Regions from separate parts of the Homo sapiens genome. Here regions 2 and 3 are each linked to region 1. A link is a loop called in an ENCODE intact Hi-C map of the cell type or tissue named here. Cell type or tissue: PC-3. All regions are shown on one strand.

The links. Hi-C counts contacts between places; a loop is a spot of excess contacts. Peaks named below come from ENCODE experiments on the same cell type or tissue, not always from the same donor. Only the 100,000 strongest peaks of a DNase experiment are listed, where the experiment ranks them.
Region 2: it touches region 1 in a loop (5-fold over the local background); 2 of 110 quality-filtered maps call a loop at or near these places.
Region 3: it touches region 1 in a loop (12-fold over the local background); 3 of 110 quality-filtered maps call a loop at or near these places.

The regions. Positions count from the first base shown.
Region 1 is chr4:62,706,289-62,714,288 of GRCh38, forward strand. No RefSeq gene overlaps it. Among named protein-coding and RNA genes, the nearest start is that of ADGRL3-AS1, 550 kb to the left of the region's middle. In PC-3, a CTCF peak has its summit at 3,562 (motif pointing left); DNase peaks (open chromatin) are centred at 3,573 and 5,533; H3K4me3 peaks cover 1,117 bases; H3K27ac peaks cover 1,909 bases.
Region 2 is chr4:62,410,893-62,418,892 of GRCh38, forward strand. No RefSeq gene overlaps it. Among named protein-coding and RNA genes, the nearest start is that of ADGRL3-AS1, 250 kb to the left of the region's middle. In PC-3, no CTCF peak of the experiment used is centred here; a DNase peak (open chromatin) is centred at 4,569.
Region 3 is chr4:61,738,705-61,746,704 of GRCh38, forward strand. The region is part of intron 8 of ADGRL3 (adhesion G protein-coupled receptor L3); the gene reads left to right. Among named protein-coding and RNA genes, the nearest start is that of ADGRL3-AS1, 420 kb to the right of the region's middle. In PC-3, a CTCF peak has its summit at 3,310 (motif pointing right); a DNase peak (open chromatin) is centred at 3,317.

The DNA of each region.
Region 1 (8,000 bases):
CTTCATGAAAACGCCTAAACAATGACATTCAGAGGGCTTCTGGTTGGTGAACAGAGCAAGACGCTGTCAGGGTGAAACATGTGGAGAGGGTGTGAAACACTCTCTCCCCAGTATTTTGCCCTGTGCCTTTCTTCCATTTGGCTGTTCCTGAGTTATATCCTTTATAATTTACTGGTAATACTAACTAAAAAACTTCCCTAAGTTGTGAGGATTGTCCCAGCAAATGACCAAAACTTGAGGAAGGAGTTGTTGAAGCCCCTAATGCATAGCCAGTCAGAACTACAGGAGGCCCAAGACTTGGGATTGGAGTCTGAAGTAGGGGGCAGTCTTGTGGGACTTAGCCTCTAACCTGTGGGGATTGTACTAACTCCAAGTGGTTAGTGACAGAATTGAATTGAATTGTAGTACACCCAGTTGGTGTCCAAATAGTTAGAGAACTGGTTGCTGTGAGAAAAAAATCCCACGTTTAATAACCGATGTGTTGTTAGTAAAAACACTTTGTAACATCTCACACTCTATTTATGGAAATATTGTACATGAAGAAGTAAATGTGGAGAACTATTCCTGCAATTTAAGATAGTCCAAATGGAACAGGAGGCCCTGGGTCAAGAAATCATCAAAAAATCATATATTTTGAATATGTCTCAGACGGCAAACTATTTAGTAAAAAAAAAATTTCTTCTACATTGTTAGGAGAAATGTTTCATTTGTCTAGTCTCACCCTTTAAAAAATGTCAAGGTATACAAGCACTTTTAGTGTGCTTACTGAGTATAGATACAATAAATGCAAAATTACAAAAATCATTATATCTTTTCCTTGCCAAGATAAATGGTTTCATACTGAGGTCAATATACAACTGTACATTTTGAGGTTTAGACTAACCATTCTTAAAGCCCTTGAGAAAGGTAATCTTTTTTTTTGAATATTGAAGAGAGTTACTGTGTTAATTATTTCAAAAAGATTACAAATAGGAAAAATGTCATTTTCACATTTTTCTCTATTATTTATTAGATATTGGCAAATTATAATTGTATATGTTTATGGGATACAAAGTGATGCTGTGATATATATATATATATACATATATATATACATATATATATACACACATATATATACACACACACTCAATATGGAATAATTGAATAAAGGTAATTAACATATCCATTAACACAAATGTTTACCATTTATTTTTCTGGTATAACTGAAACACTGTACTCTTTGACCAACATCTCATTCCCCCCAACTCCTCAGCCTCTGCTAATCATTCTGTTCACTGCTTCTGAGTGATTATTTTGGATTTCACATATAACTGAGACCATGCAGTATTTGTTGTTTTGTGCCTGGCTTATTTCTCTTGGTATAATGTCCTCCGAGTTCATCCATGTTTTCGTTACATGATTTCCCTCTTCTTAAAGGCTGAATAGTATGCATTAGAAGAACACTGATCTTTCATAGCTTAACTCATTTGTATTGTAATTTGAGAAATAAGACCCCTATGTAAGCAATTCTAAAAAATAATTAGCCTATGAATGCTATTGATATGATCATTTGATTATTACTACAAGAAGTTTTAGGGAAATAAAACAAAATGTATACAATAAAACCAGAGAATGTCAACCATACTTGTCCAAAAGCTCAAGAAAGATTTCTTGAGTTTATGATTAAAGCAGTATTTCAATTCCACAGGAAAAGGATCAACTTTTAAATAAATATCTGGAAAACTAGCTATTTATTTGAGAAAAAGTTTAATTCCCTCCCACAAGCCATATACAAAATTAAATTTTAGAAGAATTAGAGGGAAAAATATAATAACCTGAACTATAAAAGTACTAGTAAAAAAATGCAAATATCTTAAACAATTTGGGGTGAAAAAAGCTTTCTTAAGCAAGATACAAAGTCAGAATTCATAAAGAAAAAAATGGTAGAGATGACAATCATTATGATCATCAACAATGATGTAAACAATGCTAATAGACAAAAGACAGGCTGGGGACAATATTTGCATTTTCTATTATTAACAAAAAGTAAGTATACATGATACAAATGTCTGTTATAATGCTATATATGCAAAAATAGAATTAACCCAGTATCAAGATGTTTAAACATGATGTGAATGTGCAATTCTAAAAAGAAAGCCCATAAATTTCAATAAAAATATAAAACAATCCACAATCTCTATATAATCAATCAACAATGAAAACAGCCAAGACATAGCACCCCAACCTTCAAATATGAGAGAAAAAAAGACTGATACTGTTCATTGCTGCCAAGAACTGGGGAAGAATTCCAACAAGACACTCTACTGCATTGTTGGAGCAAATGTGAAATTCGACTAGCTTTTTAGGAAGTTGTACCTTCCTTTTGCCTCAGCAATTCTACTTCTAAAATTCATCCAACAGAAATATACACATACACAGAGAAGTGTGTACAAGGATGTTTACTGTGCCATTGTTTATAATAAAGGAGAAAGAAACCTAAAAATCAAAACTCTAAAAATTCAATGAGAAAAACAGTTAAAAATGTATGGCTTACTCATGCTATAGAATATCATGCTACTGTTGAAAAGAATCAAACCTTTATGAGGACATAGAAAAATACTTCAGGTCTGTTTTTAATTGAAAGAACAATGTGTTGATCAATATGCATAGTATGATCTTGTTAATATACAATAGAATTTGTGCATGTATACAAAAGTGGATTTTATGCAGGTAAAAAGGATTGAATGTATACATAAACTTTTATCTCTGAGTTTGGAGTGTAATTGGTGGCAAGGGAGGGTGCTGGTGGAAGAAGAATTCATATGCTAATATGTTCTTTATTCAATAATTTTTTCAAGATGTATACTAATATATATCACTTATAAGAGAAAAATGAAAAGCTTCTTCCCCAAAATAGATTTTATATTTCTTTTATTATTTTAATAAAAGATTCTAATATTTTATCAGTAAATTCTTCCAATGTACTTTTTTTGTCTTCAATTGTATAACAGATACTGTGTTAAAATTTCCAAAAACCTTTATATGTATTCCTTTAGGATATAAATGCCTTGGTATCCAATTTCCTGAAAAAAAAATAGCTCAATTATTTATGTGAGTGACTCTATGAGTGATCTAGGTCAGTAAATTAAATAACTTCCATGTCACATTTAATGATTTATTGCATCACTGTTTATAACTAGGTAATAGAAAATGTGATGCTACTTTGGAATTCACTGGCTATGCAAATTTGTAATTCACTTAATGTTTCCCTCCAACAAATATCCTCAGTCATCGACATGAGGGACAAATGCTTCTCTATCACATGATTTTATTTTCTTCCAGTTTATTTCTCATAATGCTTTATCACGAACATGCTACCTAGTTGGAGCAACATGGTTGACATTTCTTTGCTAATAGCCCAGTTTGCACCAGACATTTGTGTGAGTGGAATATCAGAAGGACTCACAAAATAATATGCAATGATAGTTGATATCAAGACTGCAAAAATGAACTGAAACTAAAAATATAGATAGTCATGCTAAATAAAGATTTTTTTGTTAGTATATAGCGCCACCCAGTGTTAAAGAATTCTCCATGGAGCACTCTGCACAGTAGGCTATTGTACCAAGGTAAAAAGGGACACAAAAAGGGACTCTGTGAGCTCCATATTAATATGTTCATTTGAAGTTTGTTTAGAGATACTGCACTTGTTAGCTTATTAGAAAACATTACATTGAAATCAAACCACAATAAAAACAAACAGGAAATGATCACTCCAATCTTCATTTACTGGTAATTCTTCTCTTTTCGTATCTTAGTTGTTTGGAAAAAAAAATCTGGAAAAATTGTTACAATTTTACTAATTCACCATGTATTGCATGATACTTTAAGACATTTTAAAGAGATAATTTCAGAGGCCATTGTAGATTTAGATGTAATTTATGTTTCTGCATCTCTAAAATGATGTTTTCTTTTGAATTAAATTACAGACGAAAATGAGAAATGGTTTATAGAGAGAAGCAAAGGAATTTTTGGTTTTCTATAGTGACTGTTACCATAGGGTTGTGGTGCTTTAGAGAGATACTATATAGCAATGAAGCAATTCAATTAAAGCATAAATATTTATATTAAGGAAAATCTAGAAAATAAAAAATAAAAAAATATATTCTTCCATTACCTCTTTGCTCAAGTGATAAAGAGAATGTAAAATCTTCTTTTCCTCTCTAAGTCTTCAGAACTTATATAGATTTGATTTAAAAAATCACTAAATCTTCTAAGGTAATAAGCTACTCAGTTTATTTCTCATTTTATTAAGACTCTTTGCTCCCTCCTTACTGTACTACTTTTTAAGCTTTGACTTCCTTGATGCCTGAAATGTATACCTCTTCTACAGATCAATGTTTTCCTTTATCATGGCCCACAATCACATGAAACTTGGAATTTCTGTGACCCAATAATAATTTTTCTCATTAAAATGGATCTCTTTCCAGGTTCTGTCACTGTTACTAACATTGTATTGGTTTCTTGTGTTTGAAGTATTTTAGCAGTTAGCAAATTTCACGTGTTGTTACTGTTCTTGCTCTTTTTATTATTGTTGTGTTTAACTCCTTGTTCTTTTCTTTCACAGGTTCTGTCCCATGGTATGATAACTCCTTTTTGTTTTGTTTCTTGGTTTGCTCCTTCCATTCCCAAGCCATCACTATCATTTAGGCCCTAGTTATTTCATATTGCCATTACAATTTTCTCCTATCCAATCTCTCTGTTGCTCACATCTCCTTCTTTGGATCCAATCTGCAACAACAAAATATTGAAAGCTTTTCTCATTGTCCTTTCCAAACAGCCTGCCAACTCCTTAAAAGAATTATGCCTTTCAATGTATACCCCTAAGTCAGCATTTGACGCTGTGCCTACTTAGATGACCTATGTGATGTTGATCATCGAGTAGCTAACAGTAATGCAGGGAAAACTACTAGCTGATCATGAGAAAATGTGATAGCATTAGGTAGGCAGATTCATGGTACATAGATTTTTTTTTTGCCATTGGAGATCACTCTTTAGATTCAAGTGCATGTTTGTAGTGACATTTTCCACTACAGTTGTTTTATAAAGTTCACCTATCCAGAGCAGAGCAGAAATGCAGTCTCCAACAGATATAAATAGACTTCCAGGAATCTGGCTAGAAAGGAAGAGGGAGCAGTATCGTACAGCCATTTCAAAGCTTAAGAAGAAAAATAATGACTATCTGTGATGAATGACGAACGACTCAATGTAAGACATATGGCAAGACAACCAGGGATGCACAAGAGGATCAGAAATGTACAAAATTGACACTAGTCAGATTCCAAAGCAGACTCTCAGTTCAACTAGTTAAAAACTATTCCCTGTTTTTGGTAATGAAACAGGAAATGGAGGTTGCTCTTAGAACACATTTTATTGTTATTATTCATTTTATAGCTTTTTATACCAGGAACTTTACCTCTTTCAGTAAGTGTGTGTAAACTGTTTCCTTTTCAATGAACCTTTTTATTGTCCGTTTACATTCCCTGACTAAGAATCCTTTAGGGCATATGGATATCTGGAAACAATGATTGTTGCCTGATATTTGAAGTCAAGGCTTTGAGGTTTAAATGGGAAGGTGGGGGAAGGTAGGCATTAGTGAGTTCTTAGGGAATTTCTGGTCAAAATGATAAATTCATACTTTACTTCCTTTTTTTTCCCAAACATGACAAAACTAAATTTTTTAAAAATTATTCATTTGTGTAAGTTACTTCTTATACCATGATACCATGAATATGCTGATCTGAAGGATTCTAAGTAAGCCAGAGACATCATGACATTTCATCTTCTGTGGGGTAGACATATTGAATGGCAAATCACTGGAACAGAGGACAAGAACTAGCCACTCTGCATAAAAATGAAGGCTGAATTAAGACCCCCTATCTCTGGAAGAAAGGAGACTATAAAAGCTTAAACCATTTCCAGGAGTTATTGTCTTTTTTTTTTTTTTTAGCAGCACAGTTAAGACCCTGTCTGGGATGAACTGTATGTTACCTCAATGACTAGATCTAGAATACCCTGGAACATTACAGTATGAGAGCCAATATAATTCCTGATTCCAGATGGGATCTCGGCAGCCAGTTGGAGGAAAAAGCAAAACTGCTGGACAAAGAAGGAAGGGGAGTAGCGGGGGAAAAAGGGGGGGAGAGAGAGAGAGATTTCTCACCTGAGATCAGCAAAATCAACAGTTGAAACATAGGAGCAAGTCAATGAAATGCACATGTTACAGTAAGTTTGAATTGATTTTACAAGAGGTTTAAGATTCTAAAAGAGAAATGGGAAAGAATTCTTAGAAACAATGAGAATTATAAAACAAAGACAAAGTCATATAGAACTGATAGATATCAAAATCAAATTACAGATCTTGGATATTAAAATATGGTATAAAAATAAGACTCTCTAAGGCACCATAATAACTAGACATCATGTTGGGATTCAGAAAACAAAACCCCAAATATGATGCCTTAGTGTGTTGAGCATTTTGAATTAAAAATAATTAAAAGGCTCAGAAGCCTTTTCTCTCATCCTCCTGTTCCCTGCCTGTCTTCCTTCCCTGAAGTGAATAATAATAACCAGAATTCCGCTTCTACAAGACAGGTCACAGAAACTAGAACTCCTCTCTGCCAAAGAAAACCACGGATCCTAGAAAAACTATTCTTCTCCCTTGAAGACCTTCACTGCAAAGGGGTCTTGCCCTATACCTGGGAGGTAGAAATGCTACATAGAGAGGTCAAAAAGAACCCGAACAGATAGGGCTTGCTGGGTTCTCCAATCAGTCTCTTATAATTAAATCATACCCTCTGTCCAATCACATTTCTACATGACTGCCCATTCTTCATTGAACTTGAGCATAAAAATAGATAGTCTTGGCAGGGCTCGTTGGGTCACTCCTGTAATCCCAGCACTTTGGGAGGCTGAGGTGGGTGGATCACGAGGTCAGGAGATCGAGACCATCCTGGCACGGTGAAACCCCGTCTCTACTAAAAATACAAAAAATTGGCTGGGTGTGGTGATGGGAGCCTGTAGTCCCAGCTACTCGGGAGGCTGAGGCAGGAGAATGGCATGAACCCGGGAGGTGGAGTTTGCAGTGAGCCGAGATAGCGCCACTGCACTCCAGCCTGGGTGACAGAGTGAGACTCAGTCTCAAAAAAAAAAAAAAAAAAAAAAAAAAAAAAATTTAGAGCTGTTAGAGAAAGAAAAGACAAATTGATTATAAAAGAATGACAGATAGTTTGAAAACAAACTTATCAACAAAAATGGATGCCAGACAGAAATAGAATACTATATGCAAAGGACTGAGAAAAAACATACAGAAACATACGTACAGGTGCACATGATTTTAAATCTTACAATGGTTGTGTCACCTGTTAGTCTTACTAATATTTTACTCAGCTTGCTTTAAATATAAGAAAACACAAATAAAGACGATAACATTACAAAATATGAATTCTTATATATAAGTAACATATATATTTGGAAAATATAAAACTGTCCTGAAATCCAGTTATTCAGTTACTGAATCTACATGCTATTTATGGTTTAGATATTTCCATAACCTTAAATTGTACATTTAGAACCAGTTTTCTAACTTACTTTCTGCAATTAAAAAATTAATGATCTATTTAAATTATAGTTACATAGATAAAACAGTAATTCGGTTCTGGTTATTTGTTGCTGCATAAAAACACTTGAAACTAAGTGGCTTAAAATAATTTATTTTTGCTTACAATTTAAAGAGGATGAATTTGCAGGGTGGTAATTGAGTGATGTGTATCTGAACGTGTTGTCATTTGGGGCTACTGAAGCTGGAAGATCTGCTTTCAATATAGTCTTTTACTAATGTGTCAGGTGCCTTGGGGCTCCTTAGATTTTTTCTTTCTCTACAAAGTTTCATCCTCCAGGACCTCTGTAAATTCTTTTATTTCTTAATAGCTTCACAAAACACTTGACATTTTCAACTT
Region 2 (8,000 bases), 300 kb before region 1:
GACTTCTGTTCAGCAAAGTTACATGACTTCTTTTGCCTACATTCGTCTGGACATCATCTTAGAAAGAAGCAGGGGTTTAGTGAGAAATAAAAATAAGAGAAGCTGAACAATTATTCCAAAAGACGAATGTTTAGCTTGACTAAAGATCGAGTAAGAGCTAAAGTAAATACAGTTTTCTCTGCTACCGAGGGAGTAGAAATTTGAAAGTGTTAAAGAAAAATTATGGGAGGCCATTGCTTTGGACCGAACTCCTGCACTAGGCTCCAGTAGACAAGACTAAACCAAAAAAGCATCACTCATGTTAAATGCCACATAATCAAACTTTAAGGAAACAGAGAGGTCCCCAAACAGACCAGTTTTTCGTAGAAACAGAAGATTCCAATCTACCTGCATCAGAGTAATAAGGAGGTCACTCTGCTTTAACCCTTACAAAAAAGTAACCTGAAGTAACCTGATGTTCACCAGTTCTTTCTTCCATTGTTCTGTTTCCTTTTTCCCATCTTATATAACTATATATGTAAATACACACAGAGACATATATGTACACACATGCATGCACAAAGGAAATAAAATTTGTATGCTATCATATTTAATATTATAGCATAGCTATTTTCTCCCTTCAATAATTAAGTTTGAAATTATCCATTTAAAAGTATGTATTGTGAAATATAACACACATTTATGAACTAAATTCACACGAAGAAGCCTACTGTGGATTACTTCTTAGTTCCTCAATTCAGTAAGTGTTTACTAACATTAATATTTGCTAATTTTTAAATTTATAAAAATTATTATCTCATTGTTACATAATCTTTATCAACTACATATGCTCCATAAGCAATATGGTATATTTTTTCTTTTAAAAAATTCACATAATGAACTTATACTGTATGTTTTATTTTGTAGCCTACTTTTAAAACAACTCAACATTGTGTTAAGTATTTAATAAATTTTAAACATTGTATCAATGACATTATATGACTAGGCCTTTTTATGTATGTTGTACAATATTATATGACTATATCACAAAATTTTAATTTATTCTATTAGCGACAACATCTGAGGTGTCTTCATTACTTTGCTATCAGAAACCACACTGCTGTAATCATCTTCGTACATAGATATTTTATGATGAAGAGTATGAATTTCTCTAGGGCATATCATACAGATGGAATGAATGTGTTACAGATTACCTATGTTTTCCACTCTATTAGCAATGCCAAACTATTTTCGGAATAGATTAAAACAACAAATTATACTTAGTAGTTTTGGAAAATATTTTTTCAAGTAGATACTTTATGATTTGGGTATCTATTTCTTTAGCTTGGAATTGAGATTTTTTTAAATTTATGATTTATTTAACACCAGTAAAATTAATATCTTCGTGTGCTCTATACACTGTGTCAAAGTTTCTATGTATTTCCTTTTAATCAATTTTTAGATTTGAAATTATGCTGATCAAGTTTGATCATTTTCGTGTCCTTGATAAAATTTTCATGCTTAAATACACTCTTATATGAGATCATCCACATATATCTATTTTCCTTGCCACCTGTGAAACATAGTGCTCTTATTAAGAGTCATTGTACAATAACATCAAAGAACAAATAGACTTGAAAGAATCAAGTACAGTATTTATATTTTTTCTTACCCATATCAGCTATTGACTATAAACAGGGGCGTTTGCCAGTTTTCCAGAATAGTAGGAATGCTTTTTTTACTCAAATTCTTTTCATTAGAATATTGAAATTACCATATACTAGTCTGAGAACTTTTTTTTTAAGTGTCTGTCATTTCTGGTTATGCCTTTTTTGCTTTACAAGAAAAAAGGCCCATGATAAAACTTCTGCAAATCTTGCTCTGATACACAAAAGAGCAAATGCTTCTCTTTTTATGACTAGTGCTAAGCAAAGCAATATATGTAAAATATTTTTAGCTAAATCATCATAGAATTTCTGAGAAAAATTTTAGTACATCTGGAAAAAAAGGAAAGCTCAAATAATTCTAAAAAGGTTATCTGATATGTATCAAATCTGTAATTGTTTTGCATTGATTTTAAACATCATTGGCTATTCTTAAATATATTTCAAATTTTTTTAAATGGCCACAATTATTCTATGGAATTCCTTGAGATTTTATTTCAAATTGTGTTTCTTTTTGGATGCACAGTTATTTTTAAAGGGTTAATCATGCAGAAATGTAAGCTGTGAATCAATAATAACCATGCTGGAAATTAACCTCCAAGGGAAAGGTAAATCTACTGAGATTGTACAAGACAGAACTGCATTAATGCCAGTCAATTTTATTTAGATTGAATCGCCTACAACTAGAGCTGAGTTAACCAGAGCCCGCAATTTCTTTTTTTATTTCTTTCCTTTAGTAGTGGCCTAGGTGATTTGATTTCAATTCACCTGGGGTTTTGAGAAACAAAATCCTCCCCCATAAAAACTGCATGGTGTTTATGACCACCACAGGGATAGTTTAAAAAACAATGAAAAAAGTGGGCTTATGAAAAATAAAGCTGGCTAATTACAGCAAATGGGCTTAATTTAAAAACCACAGGTGCCTCTTTTATAAGGTTTGGTTGTGCTCTTGCCCATAGCATGTTAATATATTATGGGATAAAACTGAAATCTTTGCTGTGGCCAGCTTTAAATGGGGGAACATTTGGTTCAACTCTATTTACAGTTTGGATCGTATATGATGTCATAGAAAATATAAAACCTGCAAAGACATGTTTCTGCCTTGAGGTATATAATATCTAGTTCATTATTTATGAAATTCAAGTAAAATAATATCAATTAATGCCGTGTCAAAGAGCTCATTTGCTACATATTTTGTCTTAAGTAGAAGTACAAAAGGGTTTATTCAATAGTTTATACTATTTTACTTTTAGAAATCTGTGATATGAGAAGCATTAAAATGTAGTTAGTGAAAATAATTTTTGCTAAAATAATTTTGGTTATGGTGGATTTCTATAAGCTTATAATGCCTGACTTTTGATACATGTATTTTTCTGATAGATGTCTCCTAGATGTGACAGGCTTTCAAATCTCCTTACTCTAGGCACTGAAAGTTTAGGTTAGTTCCTTGGGGTTCTTGTGTTTCTAAATCAAGCAAGTATCTAATCTTTTTCTTGTCCTTGAGTAGTTAGAAGTTGCACCATAATCAGAGATTTAGAACAGAATTACTTAATGAGAATCAGGGAGGAAGCCAATGAACCCCAAAGATTACCATCTTGAAATTAACCCAAGGCAGTAAAGAGAACAACAAGTCATACAGACTCAGTTTCTAATTGCTTTGCGAAACAAACATATTATAAATACTTCACCTAAAATTCACTAAATAATATCATGTTAGATACTTTATTGAATGTATGCATAGATTCATAGATTTCAAATAAGCTAAGAAATCTCACATGGTTACAGGTATGTATCTATTCATTTTTTATTTTTATAAGAGAAAAATCTATTCAAGCTATTTTGGTTTAATTAACTTTTGTATTAATTTTATGGTTATATTTGGAAAGCATATGTTATGTCACAGAATGAAACCCTCATGTCCTTAATCTGTAAAATTAAGATACTACATCCTCCTTGGAGGTTTGAATAATGATGTTCCCTCCAAAATTCATGTTGAAACTTCATCTTCATTGTACTAGTTTTAAGACGTGAGGCCTTTTGGGGAATTGATTAAGTCACAAGGGCTCCAAAATCATGAATAGATTAGTGCCTTATAAAAAGGTTAGAGAAAACTAGCCTGGGTCCTTTTTGCCCTTCTGCCATGTGAGGACACAATGTTCACCCTCTCTGCCATGTTGAGGACATGGCCAAAAGCCCCTTACCAGACACCAAATGCTGACAGCTTGAACTTGGACTTTCCAGACTTCAGATCTGTGAGAGGTAAGTTTCTGTTCTTTAAAAATTACCTAGTTTTGAGTATTTTTAAATAGCAGCTATACATAGAACTAGACATAGAGTTCCTAGTGAAATTGCAGGAACTCAATAAATGGTACAATTATGTTGTTGTGTTTACAGTAATATATTCATTTCTGACATTTCTTATCTGAAAAATCTCCCTGTTTTAAAATAATATTTTCATTATCAACTGTTACTAATTACATTTGATCTGGGACTCATTCTCATACACAGGTCAAATATGTACACATATTACTAGCAACTAGTATTGATCACGTTTTGCTGATATTTTAAGAAAACTTCTGCATAACTTTCTTTACATCTAAATACATTTCCATTTTCACCATTATATTATGTTTTGAAAAGAACAATCCTATTAAACATTAATAAAAAAATTTCCTACCATCATATGACTCAATATCTTAATAACAGCCTATAGAGCTTATTTTGCATCTAATACATTACAAATGGTATGTTATGTTATGCATATTAAACATATTTCTAGCCCTTACAACACACATATTATGATCACTTGGATACGATGTGGAGAGAGTTGAAAAGATTATGTAATTTACCTACAGTGGCTAAAACATGAACTGATACAGGTTTGTCTGACTCTTACTTTCCCAATTTTTCTAGAAACAGTCATCTTTTATTGAGGTTGACTCAACCAACCAGCTGATGCTAAGCCTAGAGCTAGGTTGCCTAGATTTGGAAAGTTTATTTAAGTAGGAATTCCTTTTCTTTGGATAGTGCTGACAACAGTAAAGCTTAAATGCTTTGCTCAGTAACAACACATTTTTAGCCATATCTATATAAGATACACTGATATTACTTTATTCTCCTTTAAAGAGTAAGTCCGTGGAATATTGAACTTCCTAAACACTAACTATAGCAAATACTTCAATATACATAATTGAGATGACATTTGATATTTAATTGACTGTTGCATTATAAAACTTTAGAAATTAAAGGGTCACCATAAATTAGTCCACTTAATATTGAGGTCCATAGGATTTGCAAAGACCTACAACTGGAACACAGGTCGTTGTCAACTAAATGATATTCATGTAGAAAATTGAGGTAAAATGTCTTAATGCACTAAAATTTAGGCTGAATGTAAGGTTCATTTGTTCATTCAGTAATTATTAAGTGTCTTCCATACATCAGATGTTGTTTTAGGTACTGGGAACTTGATGGTGAATGAAATAGATAAGATGAATCACAGATAAGGTTCCTGCTCTCATGGGGCTTATTGCCTAGTGGAAGATAAAACAACTCACAAGCCAGGGAACAAATAAATTAAAACATTTCAGATTTTGATAAATGCAATGATGAGCCTAGCATGGAGACTGAGAAATGTGTGTGTTTGCACATGTGTGTGCCCATCTGCTTGTATATATGAAGGTGTATGTGGAATACTTCAGGGAAGAAACTCTGAGGCCGTGATATGTATGCTGAGATATTTGCCATTCATACTACAATAACAAGCCCACCATGGAAAATCTAGCAGTGTGTTTCAGAAAAAAAAAAGGCCCTGAGATCAAAACAAAAACAAACAAACAAAAAAACCTTGGAATGGTGAGGAAATAGAATTAAGGCCAATATGATTAAAAGTAGTTAATAAGGCATTTAAACATTTGTGCATATAAGTGGCCTAAGTGTAGTGGTGAGTGATGTGATATGCTTTACATGTTTCAAGGATCAGTTGGACTGCTACATAAAGAAAGGAGAAAAAGGTCTTTTTATTAAGGAATTAATGTTTATAACCCATTCAATCGTTTATTCAACACTGAGTTCCTACTTTGTGCCAATCACTCTTCTAGGCACTGAGGTAATAGCAGCGAATACAACAAAGTCCTGAATCTCACAGCCCTTACAGCAAAGAGAGGGTAGGCACACAAAAATAAACAAAAACAAAAATTAGATGGTGGTAAGTACTTCAGTCCAAGCATACACCATGGTAATCAAATAGGAAGTGAAGTTGTATTGGTGTGTCTTGCTAATTTATACAAGTGATTGAGGAAGATTTCTCTGATTAATTTACATCTGAACGCAGACTACAAGACAGTAAGGGGATTTGTAATGTGGATATTTATGAGAAGAACATTTCAGGCAGAGAGCCACGTCAAGTACAAATTCAGTGAGGTAGGGGGAATTTTTATGTATTTTGTCCTTCATTTTGTCAAGAAATGCAAAAGAAAGGTCAGAATTTTGGCCTTTTATTCCTGGCATGTCTCTTGATTTTTGAAAAATATATTGCAAAATCTTTAGTCACTGTATATTACAAAGTCTAGCAGACTTTGAGAAAGACACTACTATTTAGAAAGCAAAAGAATGAGAAGCCTGTAGCAGTGGTTCTCAGGTCCTGCTGAATGAATATTATGCTACACCTCGGCCTTGGAGATAGAAAATGTTTCCCTCTTAGGGCCACAGTTTTGGCTCAGGTGCAGCTCTCTATTGTTTTCCATGGCCCTTGATTCCACCTTCCAAGAATTCATTCCTCTTCTATTATTCTTTTTGGCTTCATCAGAAAGAGGACACTAACGAGTATACTCTCTTTAAAGTCCAAATCACACCCTGCTCATAAATATTTGGGGCCTCAAAATTCTCCTTCAAAGATTGATTATTTGTCCATAATTCAGTTTTACCATATTGGGTGATAAGTAACACTGTTGTTTTATTATTAATGCATCAATTTGTGATGAATTTGATTGTCTATTTGTTTTTATTATAAACAAAAATACTGTTTTTTCCATGAACATTTGAGATTAGCCAAGGTTACTAGGCATAGTAGATGCAAAGAATAGGACACATTTCATGTCCCAAAGAAATTTATCAGAGGAGATTCAGAAGAACATCAATACTTACAGCAGTGAATAATAAATACTGTAAAAGTGGTCATGTTCAGTGTGCTCTGGGAGCAGGGAGGAGGACCTATCTAGCACTGTAGATCAGAGATAGGTTCCCACATTTGGTAATTGGTTTTCTAAGCCCAAAGCATAAAAAGTAATTAGCCAGAGAAAGAGAGATGTTTCAGCAGAGAATGTGTAAAAACAGAGAGTCCTGAGGAAGTGACATTCAATCATAAAATACAGAGGATGTTTTTTTGGCTGGAAAATAAACTTTCTATTGGGAAGTGTATAGGCAGGTTTCTCTAGTGGGACAGAGCTAATAGGATAGATATATATATGAAGGGAAGTTTATTAAGGAGTATTGACTCACACAATCACAAGGTGAAGTCCCACAATAGACCATCTACAAACTGAGGAGCAAGGAAGCCAGTACGAGTCCCAAAACCTCAAAAGTAGGGAAGCCGAAAGTGCAGCCTTCAGTCTATAGCTGAAGGCCTGAGAGCCCCTGGTTAAATCACTGGTGTAAGTCCAAGAGTCCAAAAGCTGAAGAAGTTGGAGTTCAATGTTTGAATGCAAGAAGCATCCAGCATGGGAGAAAGAAGAAGTCCAGAAGACTCAGCCAGTCTGTTCTTCCCAAATTCTTCTGCGTGCTTTATTCTAGCCTCACTGGCAGCTGCTAAATGGTGCCCACTCAGACTGAGGGTGGGTCTGCCTCTCTCAGTCCACTAACTCAAATGTTAATCTCCTTTGGCAACACCCTCATAGACGCACCTGGGATCAGTACTTTGCATCCTTCAATCTGATCAAGTTGACACTCAATATTAACCATCACAAGTCCACACCTTTTCAGATTGAACCCATACACATCTCCTGAATCATACGTAATCTTCAAATAAAGACAATAATAAGGTGATAATTACTCCAAACACAGTACAGGTATCCTTCATATAACAGGATGTGCACTAATCCTTAACCTAAATGCTATTACATAAAGTTAACAACACTTGAATGCAGTTATAAAGTCAATAAATCTTATGTCACATGATAAAGGAAAAGGAAAGGAAGTAAAATGAAAATATTTTCTTAATACAAGTGTATACATGCACAAACACGTTCTTAACAAAATAAGGAGAAATACTCATAACAATTACAGTCCTCGTTTCTACAACTAGTCACGTGGTCATAGCTGGTATTGATGACTACCTTCTTCTACTACCCATTCTGTATT
Region 3 (8,000 bases), 970 kb before region 1:
CCTTTTGTTGAGCTACCCAATTGTATGACATGTATGTTTGCATTATTTTTCAGAAGAAATGTCTTGAGAAATGGTACAATCTGTGAAACACTGTTTTCAACAATAGCTATGTTAAGAAATTAATTTCAATTGACTTTTTAAACTTGTATTTAAAATGCTTTCAGAGACTCTAAGTGAAGTTTCTCCTTGAAAAAAATCGTTAATTGGCCAGTTTTTCTTGGCAAAGTTTAGAAGAAGTTTAAAATTCATTTACTATGTTTCTCTAAAAACATTACTTTTGGAACACTATCCTGTTGTCACCTATTCTGCATGATATTAAATGTAAAATTGCCAGCATTTTTGTCATTTCTCAGCATGAAATTGGTGGAAACATAAATCAGAACTTATTTTGATACTGCTATTTAGCATTCATATAGCAAATATATTTGCAAATAATTTCTTAAAATTTTAAATAATATAGTTATATTTCACATATTAAGGAAAATACAAATGCAAAGCATCTCTAATTTTTTATAAAAAGTTTTTTTTGGAACTAAGTAGACTTTGATTCATATTGTAATAATCTTATTGATATTGTTTTAGTCAGTTTCTTCTACAAATTACTTTTTTTTTTTTGATTGGAGACAGAGTCTCACTGTGTTGCCCAGGCTGGAGTGCAGTGCCACACAGTCTCGGCTAACTACAACCTCCATTTCCTGGGTTCAAACGATTCTCGAGCCTCAGCCCCCTGAGTAGCTTGACCTCCCAAAGTGCTGGGATTTCAGGTGGGAGCCACTGAACCCAGCCCATCTACAAATTCATAAAATGTCTGATAAATACTTGGTGCTTTGTAAAGACTGTTGAATGATTAAATGGATAAATGGACTATGTTTTTTAAATCTGCTTTTTCAAGATACTAGGTGAATAGGAGTATAATTTCTAAATGTGATTTATTAAGATTACGTGTATGCTCCTCAGGTAGTCATCTTCACTGTCAGCACATGGATCTATAATCTAAGTTTTAGTAAGTCACTCCCCCCACCCTGTACCACCAGCTTCTCCCTTGCTTCACCCACATTGTTGTGAGCTTTGGTAATCTAAGGGGCAGTTTAGCGTGTGATAAACAGAAGTACATTAATACGTAATGTGTTTTCTTCCAGAAGAAATTAAAGTCAGTAATTTTACAGTATGGAAGAAAGTGGGCAACTGTTTAAAGAATTCTATATTAAGAACATAAATTGTTTAGTTGACAAATTGTAGGGATTTCTTCAACTTGAAGAAAATGGAAAATATATTATTTTTAGAAATGCATAATAGTTGTGTTCTCTTGAAAATACATTTTGTCTAAAGAACCAGTGATTCAGCTTTGGACACAGGTACCAAAATGATTTTAAGCATTAGCACTTGAGTACAAAGTACATGTGAAAGCACTTCCTCTGTTTTTTCTGGGCAGAGCACCAGATACAGAACTATCAAATCTAGAATTTTCTTCAAATATACTTTCACCTGAGCCTATTTCCTATCTTATAAAATACAATATAAAAGTATACCTTTATTATTACCTTTAACTGGCTATTTTTTGTAAGATGTACATTTAAAATGTTCAAATAATACTCAGCTGCTTTGCAGGTTATTTGAGTGATTCTCACATGAGCATCATAACTCTAAAACCATATGTTCTATCCTGATACAGCTGGTGGGAGGGGGTCAGATAGTTGCATCACTTACCTTTAGCTATGATTAGTGCCTGGTTTTGACTGACTTTCACCTTTAACTCTTCTCTCTCCCAAACCACCTTCTGCCAAATTGATTATTCATTAATAAAGAACAGTGAGAAGAGAGGTATTTTCTTTGACTCCTACAGTTTGTTTCTAAGCTGTCCATCAAACATTCTAATTTTCCTTGTTAAATATTCACGTGTTTTCCAGTATTTGCTACTGAAGGAGGATGGGAAAGTAGGTTCAAATTGGTAATAACAGGCATAGAAGCTGAGTTTCAAAAATTTCCTAAAATTAGTATGTCTAACAGATCTAAAAATCTACTGGTTGAGATTTAGTGAAAAACACATCCAGCAATAAGTACTAACAATAGAATGATAAAGAGATGTAGCTACTGTCTTGTTACCTGCTGTTCTGCTTCCCAAACACAATCCACATTTTCTTGAAAGCCGTTTGAGATTATGTAAATATAACCATTCTTATGTACGCTAAAGATGGTAGAATCTAAACCAACAAAAAGCCTACACATAACAGTTTAACAATGAGGATATGGTGCACCTTCTGTCCTTATAATATGCAAATTAAGTGCATTTGTATCTCCAGTAAAAGCTGTGGCTGTGTAGTGATGAATAAGAACTTTAAACACACATGACACCTCGTTAAAATGTAATTTTCACATCATATATCTGAGCCCTTTACTATGACAGCTGAGTAATGTGAGTGCTGGGCAGAGAATCCTGAACATTTTGAAACTGCCACGTGTTTAATAGGTAGCTGAATCTGCTTCCTGAATGGTTTAGTTAAATATGGTGCACCCTCGTCAGAAAATGGAGCCTAAAAGTAGTAGGATCTTAAATCAAACTTGTCCTCAGCCTAGGGTATGATTCCTTCACAGTTCCACTTGAGATACCACATTGTCTCTAAAGTTTAATTTACATCTATCTTAGTAGCTGAGTGAACTTTACAAAAAGGAAAAAATAGTCAGCAACTTGTTGCTAATTTCAGCCCTATCTGTATTTTTATGCATCAGCTGTTTTCTCTGTCTGCAGAGGAGCCCCTTCTTTTTCTTTCCAGTGCTGCTTCTTTGCTTGCAGTGACAGCTGCTGCCTGAAGGACATTGCTGCTGCTGATTTTTCAGGGAGCACAGCCAAAGCTTGTGAAATTTGCAAGAGCTATTCCATTGCCACTTCACAGCAGCTGAATTTTCTCTTACGCTTTTTTTTAAACCTTTCCTGTATTTTTATGTCTTCATAATTGAGGGTAAAACTTCCCAGAATGACATCTGCCTTTCAGGCTCTGAGTAAAAGAATCACAGTCCTGTACAAAGCAAAGCTGAACTTAACTATACAGCTGAACCTAGTGTTTGTTATTCATCTGACTAGGTGACCTTCCAAATGGATGAGAGAAGAGGCAAGGAATAAAAAGGTTCACAAACGCTCTAACGTTAGTTGTGTTTCTACAGAATGATGTCCCTGATAAATGTATAATTGTTAGACATGAAATCAAAATCATTTATATGTGTATTTCACAGTAATAAAGAAAGATGACTTATTTGTGAATAAGCTTCCCACTCACACCAGCTGTCCTTTCTGTAGCCATTTCACTGCTCATTAGCATGTCCACCAGAGGGCAGGCAGGTGGAACTGGAATAGTGTTGTTGCTCTTCATTGGCACGTCTTTTAAGGGTTGGTAACAGTGCCAAAAGTAATGATTATCTAGGGGTTCCACCGTAAGAATCCAATGCTTCTACCCATCTTAGCACAGATAAGTGAGAGTTGACTCTATTACGTAATAGCTGTTAGAATAGCCAAGTCAGACATATGCTTCACTTCTCTGTTTTTAACCTTTTATTATTATTATTCTTACTCTTCTTCTTCTTATTATTATTATTTTTTGAGATGGAGTCTCACTCTGTTGCCCAGGCTGGAGTGCACTGGAGCGATCTCGGCTCACTGCAAGCTCCGCCTCCCGGGTTCACACTATTCTCCTGCCTCAGCCTCCCGAGTAGCTGGGACTACAGGCGCCCGCCACCACGCCCGGCTAATTTTTTTTGTATTTTTAGTAGAGACGGGGCTTCACCATGTTAGACAGGATGGTCTCTATATCCTGACCTCATGATCCACCCATCTCGGCCTCCCAAAGTGCTGGGATTACAGGCGTGAGACACCGCACCCGGCCTGTTTTTAGCATTTTTAAGTAGTGTTCAAATACCTTGGACTAGGCTTGACAGGCAATAGTATGAGTTTTTAAGCACAAAGGTATTTCCTTCTTAATAACTACTTTACCACTAGAAAGCTAAATTATCGGATAATAATGATTAATGACAAAATAATTCAAGATACGTAAATGACAGGTAAAATCTACTATACTATATAATTTTACAAGATGAGGTATGTTAACTGATTTCCCTGAAAACAAATGGAGAACACTTCATCTTATTTACTTAAAAAGAATTCTGGCTGCTTTTCATTATACCTTTCAGTAGTACAAATCAATGGCCAAACTTTTTGCATCTATTTATACTAGCGAAGATACAAATCAAAATTAGCCAGTGCTTTCTATATAAAATGCCTTGTGACTGCAATATTTTAGCCTTAAATTTTTTTTTTTTTCAATAATGTTAGAAAAAACAATTCTGGCTGGGCTCGGTGGCTCATGCCTGTAATTCCAGCACTTTGGGAAGCCAAGGCAGGCGGATCACAAGGTTAGAAGATCTAGACCATCCTGGCTAACATGGCGAAACCCCGTCTCTATTAAAAATACGAAAAATTAGCTGGGAGTGGTGGTGGGTGCCTGTAGTCCTAGCTACTCAGGAAGCTGTGGCAGGAGAATGGTGTGAACCCAGGAGGCGGAGCTTGCAGTGAGCAGAGATCAGATCGTGCCACTGCACTCCAGCCTGGGTGACAGAGCAAGACTCCATCTCAAAAAAAAAAAAAAAAAAAAAAGAAAAGAGAAAACAATTCTGCCAAAAAACATACAGGAGTAAGTGAAGAGTTCGGTATTTGTTGACATTAAGATTTATCTGAAAATTATCTCTAATGCTAGTTATTTTTTTAAGTGAGAATGTCTTTGAAGAAACTTTTGCCTTTCAAAACAAGAAAATAGTACTATATTTAGAAACACACTACTCATTAAATGATGAAATAGATTATTTTTAAAACATGGCAAATCTTTCAATATCTACGATAATTTGGCTGTTAGCATTCATATTTAAATAGTAAGTGAAAGTTAAGACTTCTGTATTTTATGAGAAGCCCACTGAGGGCCATGGGTAGTTTGTGGTGAGGTAAAGTGGAATTGAAAGAATTAAGAAAAAGACAGGGGCTGGAGCCAAGATGGCCGAATAGGAACAGCTCCGCTCTACAGCTCCCAGCGTGAGTGACGCAGAAAACGGGTGATTTCTGCATTTCCATCTGAGGTACCGGGTTCATCTCACTAGGGAGTGCCAGACAGTGGGCGCAGGACAGTGGGTGCAGCACACCGTGTGCGAGCCGAAGCAGGGCGACGCATTGCCTCACTCGGGAAGTGCAAGGGGTCAGGGACTTCCCTTTCCTAGTCAAAGAAAGGGGTTACAGACAGCACCTGGAAAATCAGGTCACTCCCACCCCCATACTGAGCTTTTCCGATGGGCTTAAAAAACGGCACACCAGGAGATTATATCCCGCACCTGGCTCGGAGGGTCCTAGGCCCATGGAGTCTCGCTGATTGCTAGCACAACAGTCTGAGATCAAACTGCAAGGCAGCAGCGAGGCTGGGGGAGGGGCACCCACCATTGCCCAGGCTAGCTTAGGTAAACAAAGCAGCAGGGAAACTCGAACTGGGAGGAGCCCAACACAGCTCAAGGAGGCCTGCCTGCCTCTGTAGACTCCACCTCTGGGGGCAGGACACAGACAAACAAAAAGACAGCAGTAACCTCTGCATACTTAAGTGTCCCTGTTTAAGAGCTTTGAAGAGAGCAGTGGTTCACCCAGCACGCAGCTGGAGATCTGAGAACGGGCAGACTGCCTCCTCAAGTGGGTCCCTGACCCCTGACCCCCGAGCAGCCTAACTGGGAGGCACCCCCCAGTAGGGGCAGACTGACACCTCACACCGCCGGGTACTCCTCTGAGACAAAAATTCCAGAGGAGCTATCAGGCAGCAGCGTTTGTGCTTCACAAAAATCCGCTGTTCTGCAGCCACCGCTGCTGGTACCCAGGCAAACAGGGTCTGGAGTGGACTTCTAGAAAACTCCAACAGACCTGCAGCTGAGGGTCCTATCTGTTAGAAGGAAAACTAACAAACAGAAAGGACATCCACACCAAAAAACCATCTGTACATCACCATCATCAAAGACCAAAAGTAGATAAAACCACAAAGATGGGGAAAAAACAGAGCAGAAAAACTGGAAACTCTAAAAAGCAGAGCACCTCTCCCCCTCCAAAGGAATGCAGCTCCTCACCAGCAACGGAACAAAGCTGGACAGAGAATGACTTTGATGAGTTGAGAGAAGAAGCCTTCAGACGATCAAACTACTCCGAGCTACAGGAGGAAATTAAAACCAAAGGCAAAGAAGTTGAAAACTTTGAAAAAAATTTAGGCGAGTGTATAACTAGAATAACCAACACAGAGAAGTGCTTAAAGGAGCTGATGGAGCTGAGAACCAAGACTCGAGAACTATGTGAAGAATGCAGAAGCCTCAGGAGCCAATGCGATCAACTGGAATAAAGGGTATCAGTGATGGAAGATGAAATGAATGAACTGAAGCGAGAAGGGAAGTTTAGAGAAAAAAGAATAAAAAGAAACAAACTCCAAGAAAAATGGGACTATGTGAAAAGACCAAATCTACGTCTGATTGGTGTACCTGAAAGTGATGGGGAGAATGGAACCAAGTTGGAAAACACTCTGCAGGATATTATCCAGGAGAACTTCCCCAATCTAGCAAGGCAGGCCAACATTCAGACTCAGGAAATACAGAGAATGCCACAAAGATACTCCTCGAGAAGAGCAACTCCAAGACACATAATTGTCAGATTCACCAAAGTTGAAATGAAGGAAAAAATGTTAAGGGCAGCCAGAAAGAAAGGCAGGGTTACCCACAAAGGGAAGCCCATCAGACTAACAGCTGATCTCTCGGCAGAAACTCTACAAGCCAGAAGACAGTGGGGGCCAATATTCAACATTCTTAAAGAAAAGAATTTTCAACCCAGAATTTCATATCCAGCCAAACTAAGCTTCATAAGTGAAGGAGAAATAAAATACTTTACAAACAAGCAAATGCTGAGAGATTTTGTCACCACCAGGGCTTCCCTAAAAGAGCTCCTGAAGGAAGCACTAAACATGGAAAGGAACAACTGGTACCAGCCACTGCAAAATCATGCCAAATTGTAAAGACCATCGAGGCTAGGAATAAACTGCATCAACTCACGAGCAAAATAACCAGCTAACATCATAATGACAGGATCAAATTCACACATAACAATATTAACTTTAAATGTAAATGGACTAAATGCTCCCATTAAAAGACACAGACTGGCAAATTGGATAAAGAGTCAAGACCCATCAGTGTGCTGTATTCAGGAAACTCATCGCACATGCAGACACACAAAAGCTCAAAATAAAAGGATGGAGGAAGATCTACCAAACAAATGGAAAACAAAAAAAGGCAGGGGTTGCAATCCTAGTCTCTGATAAAACAGACTTTAAACCAACAAAGATCAAAGAGACAAAGAAGGCCATTAAATAATAGTAAAGAGATCAATTCAACAAGAAGAGCTAACTATCCTAAATATATATGCACCCAACACAGGAGCACCCAGACTCATAAAGCAAGTCCTGAGTGACCTACAAAGAGACTTATACTCCCACATATTAATAATGGGAGACTTTAACACCCCACTGTCAATATTAGACAGATCAACAAGACAGAAAGTTAAAAAGGATACCCAGGAATTGAAGTCAGCTCTGCACCAAGCGGACCTAATACCCATCTACAGAACTCTCCACCCCAAATCAACAGAATATACATTTTTTTCAGCACAAAACCACACCTATTCCAAAACTGACCACATAGTTGGAAGTAAAGCACTCCTCAGCAAATGTAAAAGAACAGAAATTATAACAAACTCTCTCTGAGACCACAGTGCAATCAAACTAGAACTCAGGATTAAGAAACTCACTCAAAACCACTCAACTACATGGAAACTGAACAACCTGCTCCTGAATGACTACTGGGTACATAACGAAATGAAGGCAGAAATAAAGATGTTCTTTGAAACCAACAAGAACAAAGAAACAACATACCAGAATCTCTGGGACATATTCAAA